Regions from separate parts of the Homo sapiens genome. Here region 1 is linked to region 2. A link is an interaction called in ENCODE POLR2A ChIA-PET data of the cell type or tissue named here. Cell type or tissue: B cell. All regions are shown on one strand. Region 1 overlaps NFATC2 (nuclear factor of activated T cells 2). Region 2 overlaps NFATC2 (nuclear factor of activated T cells 2).

Region 1 (8,000 bases), 100 kb before region 2:
ACCCTATGTCTTAAAAAAAAAAAAAAACAAAAAAAACTAATAACAACAAACCCCCAAAACAAAATTACCAGGTAATGAATATAACAGGATGAAGGTGTAGAAGAAATCAGATTGGCCATGCATTGATAACAGCTGAAGCCTCGTGGTGGGTATGTAGGGGTACCTTGTACTATGCTATAGTTACATATGTTCAAAATATTTAATTAAAAGTTTTAAAATCTTACCCCCATTTAAAAATCTTCCCCAGCCACAAGGAGGGGAAGGAAGGTAGAGGGAGGGAACACTTTCGAAGGCCCCGGCCGGATGCAGGTCCTGGATTAATGAGCCTTGGATATGTGTGGCACTTCCGTAATGGGGGCACAATTCAAACGCCTAATGGGTCCAGATAGGAACCCTGAATGAGTGAAATCGGTGAAGTCTAAGAGGAACAACAAAACAAGTGTGAAGATAAATAACAATGGACAATCCACCTATCGTCGGAAGACAAAAGGGAATGGCGGGGGCTGTGGACAGAGCAAGTGGATGTTCCAACTAAAGGAAGTAGCCTCTGCTCAGGGCCAGCCTTGGTTTTGACTCCCAGTAGCTGCCATGCAGGAGGTGGGGCCCAAGGTGGCTAGATCCTTGGATTTTCTAAGCAAAGTCAGAAATCCCTATTTTTATGTGCAATCCCCGGTTTTTCAACACTGGCATCTAATCAAAATATTTTTTCAAATACCGTGTGGGCCAAACAAAATATCTGCGGGCGAAATGCAGCCCATGGAGCACCAGTTGGCCGCTCCTTTTCCAAGTGCTGAAGCAGACCACAACTCAATCCAGTTGGGGAGAGGGTGCTTTCATCAAGTTTGGGTCAATTCTTTTTTGGGCATTTAATAAAGCTGAGAATTCAAAAGACACCATCAACTTCCAGAAATCTATAAGAACCGGCTGCGGAACATTTCAAAGGCGTCCTCCACGTCATCAGCTTATGCAACAGAACCTCTACTTTGCCCAGAGTTTTGGAAATTAACAACGAGGGAGTGTCCTTTCAGCTTTCCTGGGATAGTGGAACTAACAGGCTTCAGATGAAACCTATTTGTTGGTTTGCAGACAGCCTGGGACTTAAGTCCAAACTGCTCGCAACAGACAGTCCTGCCATAAAACCAAGTTGGGGTGCTCAAGGCTCATCATAAAATGACCAGAGAATCCACTTCGGCTGCCTTGCCAGAGATCTGATTTTATGACTGTTTAAAGGGATGAGACAGATGTCATCCCCAAACCTGAGAGCAGCAGAATTTGTTGCTGAGGACCAGAACGGACTCCTTCAAATTCAGCCCTCAGTTTGTCTTTGACTTCATCTAGAGAAAGATTCTTGACACTCTGGATGGGCAAAACAGGCCCCAGCCCTGCGTCTATTCACAGGCACAACTTGACCAGATCCCTGGATCCATAAAAAATTAAAGAGGTGTCAAAAATGCAGCAGAGAAGAGCCAAATAAATGGTTTCATCATTCCCCAGGAAGAAAACCCCTCTTTTTTTTTTTTTTTTCTGAAAGGGTGGAAACTAAAGGAAAATTGGTGCTAAAACAAAGTTGAACTGGTTCAGAGCAAAAAGAGAGTCCAGAATGTTACTTGAAGGCAGCACACACCAAAACACACCCAAATCTCAAGTCTAGGAATGACTGGCAACCACAGCTACTTCAGGGCAGGGGGCTTTCATTTGTTCTTTGTGGGTTTTCCCCTGGGAAAACAAAGCTTTGCCCTTGATCCAAAATGGGTTTATCAAGGGTGGGAAGGGAAGGAGCACAGAGAATAATCTAGTGTATGAAATGAGTTGAGTAACTGCCACCCAATTCATAGACTAAAGTAACCAAATTCTTTTTCAAGTTCTACATTTCTAGAGAGAAACAGACTACAGCTAGCGCTGATATTAGAAAGTTATGTAGATTTTTTAACATTATGATATTCTGGCTGGGCACAGTGGCTCACGCTTATAATCCCAGCTTTTTGGGAGGCTGAGGCGAGAGGATCACTTGAGCCCAGGAGTTCGAGACCAGACTGGGCAACATAGCAAGACCCTGTGTCTCTATAAAAAATAAAAAGTTGAGCCAGGCATGGTGGCATGTGCCTATAGTCCCAGCTACTGAGAAGACTGAGGCAGGCAGATTGCTTGAGCCTGGGAGGTTAAGGCTGCAGTGAGCTATGGGGGCACCACTGCACTGCAGCCTGGGTGACAGAGTGAGAGACCCTCTCTCAAAAAAAAAAAAAAAAAAAAAAAAGGATTATCTTGGGTTGTGGCTGGAATCAGGGAAAATCCATTGCAGTTTCCAGCCCCACAAGTTATGCTGCTGAAAACCATCACCTGAGTGGCGGCATCATCCTGAAATGAGTGAGGTAGCTGGCATGGTACATCCAGCATAGCACACCCACAGAGCAGGGAAGTGAGTCTTAGCCCTTCTGCCCTGTGTTCTAGTAAGAATGAAACTACAAAGGAGGGCCTTTAAAATTGGTTATGATGCTGACCTACCCATAAATCTTGCTTAAAGGAGCACCTCACTCTTTCACAAGGATATTCACCTGTTACCACAAGAGAATAGCCTCATTTGGAAATTAAATGTAGCATAAACAATTCAGAACAATTAAAAGTGCTGGTTCCAGCAGATGACTGGGAGCCCACGAATGACACTGGATGCTGCCTCTCACTTGGTCCTCTTTTTTAGGAGCTGTCTGCTTTTGGTAGGAAAGATGCTGCTCTGGAATGAGGGCTGCGTGGACAGCAAGTCTGGGAAGGGACTTTCTTGTGGTTTGGTGGCTTCTGACCTCCAAATGCAAGTGCACATTCCTTTGGAAACACTTGCTTTGCAGAATTTCAAAAAGATCACTGAGCGTTTCTGGGTCTGGAGTCGGCTGGAACGTAGCTCTCTTACATAAGCCAGAAATGCAGAGTCCACATCATTCGGGATGAAAGGACAGCTAAGTGGCACAGCTTGAAATCTGACATTCTTAGAAAGGGAGGGGAAACAAGAGAGGGAAACGAGAGATGCCCCAGGGACAGATACCTGCATATCGTTTAGGCACCCAGGAGAGGGACAGAGAACGGCTACCAGCTCAATTCAATGATCTTCCAACAGCAACTCTTGCAGATTCTGTGGGCTCCTCTGTAGGCAACCACAGTTTTCTGGACTTTGACATTTTCAAGACTCAAACTATCCTTTGCTGAACCTTTGCTGAATTTACAGAGGTAGCCTGACAACATACTTGAGAATTCAGGCCAAGAGTCAGCCTCCTGGCTCTTCGTCAGAGCCTAGCTCTGCCCCTGCCCCTATAGCTCACAACTGACAAGGAAGAGGAGGAGGAGGAAAATGTCACTGCGGTTAGGGGAAGAAGAGTGATCAGCAACTACTGAACCCTCACCGTGCGCGTCTGGTACTGGGCAAAGAGCTTTACAGGACGCCCCCATTTTCATTCTTACGGTAACCCAGAGAGTCGGGCACCATTATAAGTGACTTGGCCAAAGTTACAAAAGAGGGCAGTGATGAGGCCAGACTGAGAGCCAGGCAGGACAACCACAGCAACTCTTTGCCAGACAAATCCTAGAACTGAGGCTGGGCCTTCAGACCAACCATCCAATTCCTGAGAATGGGTCCCCATTGACCAAATGACAGGTACAGGACAAATCGTCAGCACTGTGGGTAACAGCAAGTGATACGGAAGTTTCCACCCATGGGGGACCTGTGTGTACGTTTTACCACCTTTTGTAGAAAAGGGGAAAATAAGAATACATGTGTATTTGCATATGCTCGGGATTACATTAAAAAAAAAAAAACCCTAAAGCATTCATCCTCAAGGTGGATGACGTTGCTTCCACGGGGGTAAAAATTGGTTCTCTGCGGGAGGGGTGTTGAAAAAAATCTTCCATATGACAATGCTTTGTGGCCCTGCAAAGGGCTATGGTACATGAACAGACACATTGTGTGTCTATAGCACTGACATTTCATGGCATGGAGATTAGGAAAAAAATTGTCTTAAAAGGCTCCTGGCTGGGGGTGGGGGGTTGGTAATAATGAAACAAAGGTTGAGAAATAATGTTCTAGGAGGCTAGAGAAAAACCAGTATTAGAGAGCAGACCAGAAGGGGGAAGACATCTTCTGCTGGATGTCTTTTTTATATATTTTTCCTAAACATAGGAACATATTACCTATATAAAGATACATTTTTAAATGAAGGCAAAAAAAGGACGCTGGCAAAAGCCCTCCCAACGGGGGCCTGGCCTTTTATTGGTGTCGGCTCCAGGTGGCCATGTGAGTTAAACCTGCTGCTGGCGGTTTCTGGTGGTTACTGGTGTACCAGCAAGGCCTACGCTGAGATACTCAGACCGGGCTCTCCAGGTGCCCACAGCCTCTGGGCCACTTGGCTGGGCAACTGCCTGGCTCAGTTCTCATCAGCACAGAGACTCCCTGTGTCTCACCCTCTGTCGGCACCAGGAGGCCCAGCCCTGCCGGGGTCATCGTGGCTGCCGGGCTCACGGCAGGGCTCTGCGGTGACCAGGCTCCGCGTGGGCTTTGCACGCCTCCCCACACAGGAGCCGCTTTGTCCCAGGCTTGCCGTGGGCACTGAGGGGCCCTAGTGAAAGATCCCTGAACTGCTGAACAAAGCAGGCCAGTTACAAAACACTTTTCCATCGCTGGGTTCCTTTCCCTGCTTCCTGAGCTTTGGAGGGTGGGTCTCTCTGTTCATTCCTCCCCCGCCTGTTTCTCACGCATTGGTGCACCCAGCTTCTGCGTAGAGCCTTTTCAAAGCACATCCATGGCCCCTCTGCCAGAGGCACAACTGGCAAAACCTGGGCCACTGGTCCACACTCCTCCAGGGAGCCATGGCAGGGGATACACTCACTGGAGTTCTCAGCAGCCCCCGGCGAGGACATCATCTCCCTCATGCAGATACACATCCTGAGGTCCCCTGGAGGAAGCGGGGGGAGGGAGCCTTGGGCAGTGCTCTGGGGCTACGTCCACTCATCTATCCCATGGAAGAAGCAGGGCATGAGGGTGAGGAAGCCCATCTCCAAAGATCAGAGTAGCCCATTTTTTCTCCTACACAAATAGATTTTTAAAATTTGAACCATGTCCTACAAGAAATCAAGGCAATTAAATTCATAAACAAGGCTGGGCATGGTGGGTCACAGCTATAATCCCAGCACTTTGGGAGGCCGAGGGGAATGGATCACCTGAGGTCAGGAGTTCGAGACCAGCTGGCCACTATGGCGAAACCATGTCTCTACTGAAAATACAAAAATTAGCCAGGCGTGCTGGCAGGCACCTGTAGTCCCAGCTACTTGGGAGGCTGAGGCAGAAGAATCACTTGAACCCAGGAGGCAGAGGTTGCAGCGAGCCAAGATCATGCCACTGCACTCCAGCCTGGGCAACAGAGCGAGACTTTGTCTCAAAAAAAAAAAAATCATAAACAAAACAGCAGATCACATTTATGGAAGATCCCTTTTATTGACATGCACTAACTCATCATCCTCAGCACAGCCTTTGAAGGGAGGAACTGTGACTGTCTCATTCTACAGATGGGGACATGAAGGCACAAGGCAGCAAGTAACTTGCCTGAGGTCAGAGTCAGTGATGGAGCTGACACTCAAGACACAAAAGAGTCATGAAATCTGACTTTTGTTTGTATAAAAAGGCAACATGAATCTCTGGAGTTAGAAGGCAGGATGGTGGTCACTTTTGTAGAAGGGAAAGGGACATCTGGGGGCTTCTGGGGTGCCAACAAGACTGTCATAATCCAGGTGGCAATTCTGTGGGTGGCCCGCTTGTGAAATATACAGAATGCACTACTGATTTCTGAATGTGCACATAATTAAGCACTTTACATGAAGAACAGGGCAGAAGTAGATTTAAGAATAAGCAGACTGATTTGTGCCCTCCCTGCACACATCAATATACTCTCTCTCACACACACAAGCTGCTATCCTCACAAGTCACTGCAGGGGCTGCAGCCATCACCGAGACCACATCCTTTCTTTTCTGGACGTTTCCAGAACGGGGTAAAACATCTCCTTTGAGTCCCAGGCCACACCCCTGCCCCCATGTTCTCTCATCTGTGGCTGAGTCTCTGGGCAGCTGTAGTAAGCTCTCTACTTCAAAACCTGTGGTGGGTTTGGTGGTGAGATGGCCCGATGACCTCTGCACCCCCAGTTCAGCTGTGGAGTCAGCACAGCTCCTAGAATGCACCACAGAGCGCTAGTAAAAGTCACCTCTGAGTCCACTTTCCCCAGCGCCTCTCCCGCTTGCTTGCGTCCTGAGTGGTAAAAAGTGCAGCCGCCCCTCATTTTATGCAAGGGAAGCTGAGAATTACCTGTGTATTGATCACATTTGGGCAATTCCAGTTGCATTTTAAGTAACCGCGCTCATGACAGGGCCTGCGGGGCACACTCCCTGTGAAATGCACCGCCTTCCATCATGCTCCTGTCACGGGATTCGTTTTCAATTCACACATCCCCCTTTTTTCAACCCTTGACTCCCTATAGTCCATTTCGCAAAGGCAGCCAGAGTGATCTTCTCAAACAGTAAATCAAACCACGCTGCACTGCTGCTGAAAGCCTGCGGGAGCAAGCCCACGTCTCCGAGTTCACGGCCTCCGCCACCTGCGTTCCCTCTCCCTGAAACACTCTTCCCTCAGACCTCCCCAGGTCTGCGTCCATCCCCAAAGGCCGCCTCTTCAGAGTGGCCTTTCTGTACACTCATCTGCAGGGGCCAACCTCACCCCCAAACCAGGCAGCCACCCTCTCGCTCCTAACCCCGTGGAATTTTCCCTGTGGCTTTCATTGCTGTCTGAATTTCGCTTGCTTACTTACTGCCTTCCATGCTAATGTCTGTCTCGCTTACCTACTAAACAATCACCGTGAGAGCAAAGATTTCATTTCATTTGTTCACTTAGTGGATCCCTAAGTCCCAGAACAGTGTCCAGCACAGAGTAGACAGCCAGAAAATACTAGTGGGTGAGAGGGAAGGAGGGTCAAGGACAGAGAAGTCAAGGGTCAAGGACACAGAGGAAGGGAGAGAGGGAAGAAGGAAGGGTTAAGGACAGGGAGGGTTGGGGAGGACAGAGGAATAGGGGAGAAAGGTAGGGAAGAATGAGGTCCCAGAAGCAGCTACTGCTAGGAGCTGCTGGTGTTCCCCAGGTACAATTTGGGGCCTTAGAACAAGGGACTAGTCACGGAAGGGGGATGACAGCAGAGAGAACGCAAGTGACGGTGTATGAACCATATGTTTCTGAAGAGCTGTAAGAAAGTGCCTGAATTGGGGTGGGTGGAGAAACACGGGGCTCAGGGGAGTGCATGCCTTGGGCCCTGGAATATTACTTATTTTGCTTTTCCAAAGAGACTTCTTGAAAACGTCTCAAGTACTCGGAGTGGAGAAAGCAGAAGGAGCGCCTTGGTGTTCCAAGAACAAACGGGGCCAAGCCAGCCGGCGTCTGTGTGCAGGAATGCAGGCGGGAAGGGCTGAGATAAAGCACAGATGCCCCATGAGGGAGCGGGGTGGAATGCCCAGACGCGACGCTGGGATCACTGGCCAAGGTGCAGGAAACGATAACTCAGAGCCGGGGGCTTCCCTGGACCCCAGGGCAGGGGCGGGATCAGCTTCAAAGATGGTTTGTTTGCACTTGTGCGGGGGAGGGAGGACCTGTGTGTCCACTGGTGACTGCTTCCTTTTCCAGCCACAGAACCTTCCCTCAACCCTCAAAACGCATAAGCCCAGCTCTTACAAAGTTTCCAAGGAAAGCCCACTTTGGCAAAATCCCAAGGGAAATAAATGACAGACCAGAAATGCCCACGCACAGGCAGCACAGCACGCTGGGGTTTAGCACGGGCCCCGTGCAGCCAAATATGTGCCGTGTGCGACAGACTCCCTTGAAATCATAAACGAAAGGGACAGAAAAGGACCTAAAGACCAAGGAAGTTGCCCCACCAGACACCAAAGGAATGACCCAGGGGATTTTCCAGTTTACTTGTCAGAAATA
Region 2 (8,000 bases):
GCGGCCCTACCCTATCCGGCTCTCCGAATCGGCCGGGGGGCTCGCCAGAGAGACTAGCAAGGGGGCTGTATGGCTTGAGGCCATAGTCCAGGACATCATCGGGGTATGCGGGTCCGGAGGGTGGGCTGGCGACCTTATGTGCATTCGGCTCTTCTGGAAAGAGAAGGGGGAAGGGGGTTCTTTTTAAGCCTCAAAAACAGAACTCCCGGTGCAGAGCAATCACAGGCTGGATTTCGTCTCACGTCGTTTATTTTTTTCAAATTCCCACCATGCCAAACCCCAAGCTAGAAGCTCCGTCCCTCACCAGAAGAAAACTGAGGCCACTTTGTCCCAGGTCCCTGGAGAAGACAGGTCGAAGCAGAATGAGTTCTGGAAGACCCCTGGGCTAAGGGCCTCGAAACTTGGCTTTAAATGAAACCCTTCGGAGAAGTGCACTTTATCTCACAACCCCATTCACGCCACCATATACACCCACAACTGAAACAAAAGCCTCTCGAGTCAATACTTACCCCTGCTACATGACACCCTCAGACCCTCCCTCCTGCCTGAGTGATTTTGCTTCAACGCTGGTCACGACCCATTAGACGGATCCCCTAACCCGTCTGCGCGGTAGGTCATGACCCCTAGTTTGAAAAGCACCTATCTAGGGCCTATGGCAGCACTCTACACACATGACGTGGACGCAGGACACAGAGGGAGGCTGCGCAGACTCTGCAGCCCACAGTGCCCTGGGCTTCAATCCCAGATTTCACACCAAGTACAAGAAGTGGCTTCATTCAGATCCAGGGCTCCTGACTCATGTCTCATCTGTGTCATTTTACAAATGAGGAAACTGAGGCCCAGAGCGGGGAAAAGGCCCACCGAAAGATACGGAATTAGCAGGCTTAAAAATACCACAGGCAAGCCACTTGCCCCCCAACAGGCAGGGTCACTGCTACAGAGGTTACCTGACACCCAAACTATTAGACCCAATGGATGCAGGCCGGGCGTGGTGGCTCACACCTGGAATCCCGGCACTTCGGGAGGCTGAGGCGGGCAGATCACTTGCGGTCAGGAGTTTGAGACCAGCCCGGCCAACATGGTGAAACCCCATCTCTACTAAAAATACAAAAATTAGCCAGGCGTGGTGGCACAGGCCTGTAATCCCAGCTACTCAGGAGGCTGAGGCACAAGAATCGCTTAAAACCAGGAGGCGGAGGTTTCAATGAGCCAAGACTGTGCCACTGCATGCCGGCCTGGGTGATAGAGTGAGACTCTGTCTCAAAAATAAAATAAAATACACTAAAATAAAGATAAAACCAATGACTGCAAAATGACCTAACTTCCTCTTTTAGCGGCTGCCTAGCCCGGGCTCCTGCTGCCACCTCGAAAGGCCCTACCGCTGCAGAATGCTGTTCAAGTAGAATGTTCTATGTCAGCCACCCAAGGACACTGCCACCCATCACCTCACACTGTCATTTAATTCTCAGCCTGACCCTCTTCTAGCAGACACCCTGCCTCACTGCATCCTGTACAGGTCCAGGCACGTGGGGCTGCTTGGGAAATTCCCACGGAGTTAGTGCCACCCACCCACCCCTCACAGCAACTCCACCTCCAAGGCCCCCCACCTCATCAGAGGCTCCTCCAACCTCCCCGCCAGCTCATGGGGCGGCCTGGACTCCTTACTCTGATGCCTCACATCTGATCCATCATCAGCCCTGACTGCTCCACTGTCAGAACAGAAACTAGATTCCCAGGTCTCCCCATTCCATCGCATCCACCCTGGTCCAAGCCGCCGTCCTCTCCCATGGGGACTACTGCAGTCATCTCCTCCCTGGCCTCCCCACTTCCTCTGTGGCTCTGTCAGTCTGTTTGTCACGCAGCAGCCTTTAAAATGTCCATTCTCAAAACCTACTATAAAGGCTTCTGGACACTTTAGATGGAACCTAAAGTCACTAACGCAGCATGTGCCCCGGCCTGCCACCCACCCCCACCACTCCCCACTTCTCCCCAAGCTGAGTCAGCAACAACCCCTCCAACCTCTTCGCCGTACTTAAGCAGCTCCTGCCTCAGACGCCTTGGGTTCCCTCTGCCTGGAAACCCTCCCCGCGAGATCCTCCCACTTCCCCTGGTTCCTTCCTGCATCTGCTCAGCCCGCACCTCCTGAGATCGACCCATCAAAAAGATCCCCTCCTTCCCTTTTCCCTGCCATCTTTTCTCCACTGACGCCTGCTAACAGCTCCCGTCGCACCAGGTATCTGTTTAGGGAATCTCATTCTGCCAAACCAGGTGCAGGCAAACCACAGCCCATGGGCCAAATGCGGCCCATGGGTTGTGTTTGTAAATAGTTTTATGACAACACAGCCAGCCTATTTATTGACACAGGGTGAACAAAGCAAGCTACAGCTTGCTCCTATACTACAACAGCAGAGTTGGTAGTCTGGGAACCGAATGGCCCCCAAAGCCTGAAATATTTACTCCTTGGCCCTTTAGAGAATTTTACAACCCCACACTCGACCCAGAGCTCCGTCAGTGTTGGGCCCGTGTCACTGTGGCCCAGCATTGTCTGCCAAGCACCTACCACAGGGCCTGGCACTTGCAAGCCCCCATAAACATTTGCCGAGTGGCTGAGAGAATAAGTAAATATAAGAACCATGTCCGGGGCCTGCCAGCCAGAAACAAGCCCTCTTCCTGCTTTGGGGGACCCCAGGTGGCCACCCCAGTGAGCCTCAGCCTCCTTGTTCCCTTTCTGGGCTATCCTAGAGGAAATACTGTCCAGTTTAGCCAAGCTGATCTCTTAGGGTCCATATGGTACCCCTACTTCCAAAATGGCTCCCCACAGCTCTTAGGTAAAAATAAATGACCCCCGCCAGGCAGCCTGGCTGGGCCCTGCCTGTGCATCTACCCTCGCCTGCATTCACTCTCTCCCCTCCCTCTCTCTGAACTCCAGCCAAAGGGGAGTGTGGTGATTTTTGTTTTGTTTTTGAGGTCTTACTCAGCTGCCCAGGTTGAAGTGCTGTGGCGCAATAATAGCTCACTGCAGCCTCCACCTCCCAGGCTCAAGCAATCCTCCCACCTCAGCCTCCCAAGTAGCTGGGACTACCAGTGCACACCACCGGGCTCAGCTAATTTTTTTTTATTTTTAGTAGACAGGAGGTCTCACTATGTTGCCCAGGCTAGTCTCCAACTCCTGAGCTCAAGTGATCCTCCCACCTCAGCCTCCCAAAGTGTTGTGATTACAGACGAGAACAACCGTGTCTGGCAAAGGGGAGTTTTTAAAAGCATCAAGCTCCTTCCTGCCCCGGGACCTTGGTACTTGCTGCTCCCCCTGCCTCAACAGCTCCTCCCCTACCCACTGCCAGGCCCCCTTCTCCACAGGACTAAAGCCCATTCATGCCCATGAGCTGGGCTTAAGTACTGCATGCTTCTAGAAGGACCCCTGACCACTTGACTAGCTCAGGCCCCACTCACAGGCCCCTGCTGTGTTCTGTGCACATCTCACCATAACGACTGAGGAACTGTGGAGTGCTCCGTTTCCCTCGACCTCCAGTCTGCCCTTCCCTCGACCTCGAGATCCACCCCCACCAATCAGCAAATGCCATGAGGACTCTTGCTCCGCCATGCCCCTAAGCACTTGGAATGGTCCTGCCACTAAACAGGCCCTCAGAAAGGATGTGTTGGCTGAATGAATGAGGCAAGTTCAGAAAAGTCTACCTGGAATAAACTATTACTCAAAGATGCTAATATCCAAACCAAAAGATAGAAGGCTATAACTCTAGAGAGGGTCATTTTGTAATATCCATGAAAATTCCAAACACACGTGCCCCCGGAACCACATGTGCCCTCGGAACCAAGCAATGCTACTTTTAGAAATTCATCCTGGGCCAGTCATGGTGGCTCACACCTGGAATCCCAACCGTTTGGGAGACAGAGGTAGGAAGATTGCTTGAGGTCAGGAGTTTAAGACCAGCCTGGGCAACGTAGAGACCCCATCTCTAAAACAAAAATTTTTTTTTCATTAGCTGGGCATGGTGGCACCTACCTGTAGTCCCAGCCACTGGAGAAGCTGAGGTGGGAGGATCAAGGCTGTAGTGAGCCATGATCGTACCACCACCTCCCAGCTTGGGTGACAGGATGAGAACCTGTCCCAAAAAAAAAAAAAAAAAAAAATTCTTCCTGCAGATATACTCTCACCTGTGCAAAATGACCTGTGTATGCTTAAGATTCATTACTACAACCCTGACTGTAATCCCAAAAGACTGGAAGCAACCCAAAGCCCATCTATTGGGGATGAATTAATTCTGGCTCATTCATATGATGGGATACAGTATAGCTACAAAAAGGCCTGAAGAAGTTCTTTATGCATTGACATGGAATGACCACTGAGATTTAGTATTAGAGAAAAGCAAGCTGTATAGTGTGCACAGCATAAAAAGTGAGAGGATGTACACAAACACAGAGAGATGTACACACAATGTACACAGACAGATGTACACACAGATGTATACAGATTACACCTGCACATATATACACAGATGTACAGATGTACACGCACAGACAGATGTACACACACATATGTACACACACAGACAGATGTACACGCACAGCTGAAGGATGCACAGGCTTTCTCTGGAAGTCACAAGTAATAGTGACATCCTCCAGGGAGGGGAACTAAGGAATGGGAGGACAGTGGCATGGCAGAAAGGAGACTTCCTTTGATTTGTGTAATTGTGTAAGAAAATAAATGTAACTCCCAAAAGAAACATTTTTAATTTTATTTCATAGGTGGTAGGTGACATAGCATGATATACAGTAATGAAACCCTGTTTTACGAAGCAGGAAATGAAGAGTGCAGTCCTGCTCCGCCACTAAGTAGCAGCGTGACTTTGGAAAAGTCCCCCACCCACTGGAGGCCTCAACACCTTCTCATTTATAACTGAACAGCATTAAACTGAATCAGTTTCCTTGGTGGCTTCTGGCTCTGAAATCCTTTGATTTTTCTAGCTAGCATCTGTAAGGCCTGGAGTTCTTGTGAGGCTGTAGTTTAATGTAAATGTGTATTTGAATTCGCACATACACACACACACGCCTTCCTAGAAGGTAACAGAGCACAGAGTTTTAATCTAGGAAAAGAGGAATGTCAAACCCATGGCCGACAACATTCTGAGAATTCACTGCCCTTCGAACCAGAAAAACAAAACACAAAAAGTTTCTTAGCAAAAATTCCGGCCGTATCAGAAGAACTGCACTGTATCTTATCAGAAACACACCCTTGGGGCTGATGTGCACAGTCCACAGAAACGCAGTCCTGAAAACACACATCACTCACACTCCCTAGGAGCTCTGAAAAACAGAAAGCTCCAGTGTGCTGAGCAAAAGTATTTAAAGCATTTACATTGGTTTTCATTAATCCAAGCGGCAGTTTTTTTTTTTTCCTCTTGACAAGACTTTAAATGTTTACCAGCAAGCAGGGAATATGAAGATAATTAATAATCATTTAATTCTCAGTCCCCTGGGTATTTGACAGTAAATTTCACAAATAGCACATCATTAAAATATTTCTCTAAGTCAGTGGCTGAGATTCGTCACTATTTCTCCTTAAACAACTGCCACGCTCACAGGCGGCTTTCTTACAGTCATCACGATGCCCGCACGGCACTGGGTGAAGTTAGTTTCATCTCAGAACCACCAAATGTTCTCAGGAGGATTTCCAAAAAGCTTGCTTTTTTTTTAACCACTTGCACGATCTTTGCTCTATCCATGTGCCACCAAAAAGTATTTACTTAATACTTCTAGTATTTAAATTCACTCACTTATTTTTTTTTTATTTTAAAAGGAAACTTTACACCACTACTGCAGATGGAAAATCAATGTCACCTCCATAAATAGAAGGTAGGGTAAAAATACAATAAAAATAAAACTTACTAAATTCAAGCAAGACACAGTGGCTGGGCAAAGGCTCTGAGTCTGAGGCTTTATACAGCCCCGCCCCCGCCAATGCTTCTGCGGTATAACTCATATACACAGATGTCAGTGTTTTGAGTATAGAGTTTGACGAGTTTTGCCAAATGTCATACATTCTTGCTACCACCAACATAATCAAAATATGGAACATTTCCAAGACCCCAGAAAGTCAAGACCTAGGAACAGGGAAAGGGAGGAGCCAGTGTTAGAAAGAAAGGTGTCAATGGTACAGCAGTACCTCACTGAAGCGCTACTCCTTTTTTGTTTGTTTGTTTTTTGTTTTTTGAGACAGAGTCTTGCTCTGTTGCCAGGCTGGAGTACAGTGGTGCGATCTCGACTCACTGCAACCTCCGCCTCCCGGGTTCAAGCGATTCTCCTGCCTCAGCCTCCTGAGTAGCTGGGATTACAGGTGACCACTACCATGCCCGGCTAATTTTTTTGTGTTTTCAGTAGAGACAGGGTTTCACCATGTTGGTCAGGCTAGTCTCGAACTCCTGACCTCAAGTGATCTGCCCACCTCGGCCTGCCAAAGTGCTGGGATTACAGGCATTAGCCACCATGCCTGGCCTGAAACTCCACTCCTTCTGACTAGTTCAAAGAGAAAATAGCGCTGAAAAATAGTTCTTAGCACATACAACGTCCTCACTGGTGGACCACCTAAAATCCATTTCACCTACCATGGGAGGTACCTGGCCTGCATACGAAGCATCAGTACCAAAGGGAGGAAGAAGATAGAAGCAGGGATGGGGGATTCAGAGGTTGCTGCTCAAGGGCCTCTGTACCTCCATGTCACGCACATGCTGTTCCCCTTACCCAGAACTCCCTTCCATACCTCCCGACCTTACATCTCCTAACAAGCCACTATTTATCCATCATGACTTGACCTGAGCCACCCCCTCCTGGAGGCCCTCCCTGTTTCCCCAGGCTGGATCAGGCAGCTCTTCTACACTCCCAGGTCCCACAGAGTCCCACATTGAAGTCTATCTATGGATTCACTCGTCTGTCTACCCTCTAGACTCTGAGGTTCTTAGAGGCAGATAGGAGTCTTACATCAATAATTATTATGAAGATGATTATAATGCAGAAAAAGCAGCTAAAATATATTGAGAACTTACATGCTAGGCATTGTTATAAGCACATTACATGTAGTAAATTACTTGATCCTCACAGCCACCTACCCACTGGATGCCAATAGCAGCTGCCCTGTCCCTCTCCCCGTTGTGGCAACCAAAAATGTCTCCAGGCATCGCCAAACATCTCCTGCCAGGCAGGCTCGCCCCCAGCTGAGAACCACGGCTCCTGGCTTTAGAGCCCCAGCATGGCACAGGAGGCCTGCGCACAGCAGAGGCCCAAAGACTGCTGGAAGCATCAACTCATGACTCACGCCCTCAACCTGAACTGATTCAGAAATGAGACATCTTCTCACTCTCAGCCCTGGCAGGTGACGCTCATCTCTGTGGCAGACACCTGAAAGTTCTCATTCTTATCACCCCTCCTTTCATCAAGTTCCTGGGTGCTTACCCAATAGGTAGGCCCTGTGAATATGTGGAGAAATCTCTGGCCACTCCCAAAAACTACAGGACAAGATTGCTGGGGAGGCCAGTTCAGCCCTCCTCTTTGCCCCACCAAGCAAGAGCTCTACGCTGAGATCCAGGTCTCAGTCAACAGAGGGTAGCACGGGGTTAGGGGACTCCAGATCCACTCCCACCCCCGGCTGTGAGACTTGGGGAAACTCCATGTCCTCATGTGTGACACGGGGTGATGACACTGGTGATGATACAAGCCTGTCGGTTTCCCTAACCTATGCAAAGCCCAAGACACACAGAATCAATACCCAGTAAATGGGGCCTACTGGATTATTATTGAAAGAACAATCTTTTCGGTGACAATTCTGCCCTTTCCCTGCTATAGTTAGTCTATTTTACAACAACTTGAACGCACTAGTCCCCAACCCCTTCGAAAGCATTACGAAAAAAAGGAAGACATTTTTATAAAAATAAAATGGGTTGGTCAGCACTTTAGGAATTCTCTTTTTACCTCAGATCCTGCTGACCTTC

The links. ChIA-PET counts read pairs that join two places held together with the same protein. Peaks named below come from ENCODE experiments on the same cell type or tissue, not always from the same donor. Only the 100,000 strongest peaks of a DNase experiment are listed, where the experiment ranks them.
Region 1: POLR2A ChIA-PET joins it to region 2 with 12 read pairs; 8 of 35 experiments call an interaction of 5 or more read pairs at or near these places.

The regions. Positions count from the first base shown.
Region 1 is chr20:51,421,062-51,429,061 of GRCh38, forward strand. The region is part of intron 9 of NFATC2 (nuclear factor of activated T cells 2); the gene reads right to left. Among named protein-coding and RNA genes, the nearest start is that of MIR3194, 28 kb to the right of the region's middle. RefSeq lists enhancers at 2,220-3,052, 3,939-4,531, 4,524-4,573. In B cell, no CTCF peak of the experiment used is centred here; DNase peaks (open chromatin) are centred at 2,465, 3,780 and 4,383; H3K27ac peaks cover 3,554 bases.
Region 2 is chr20:51,523,958-51,531,957 of GRCh38, forward strand. NFATC2 (nuclear factor of activated T cells 2) reads right to left here. Exons shown (of 11, transcript NM_012340.5): 2 at 1-153. Among named protein-coding and RNA genes, the nearest start is that of NFATC2, 15 kb to the right of the region's middle. RefSeq lists enhancers at 7,254-7,303, 7,344-7,513. In B cell, no CTCF peak of the experiment used is centred here; DNase peaks (open chromatin) are centred at 1,484, 2,134, 4,864, 7,514 and 3 weaker places; H3K4me3 peaks cover 2,229 bases; H3K27ac peaks cover 5,327 bases.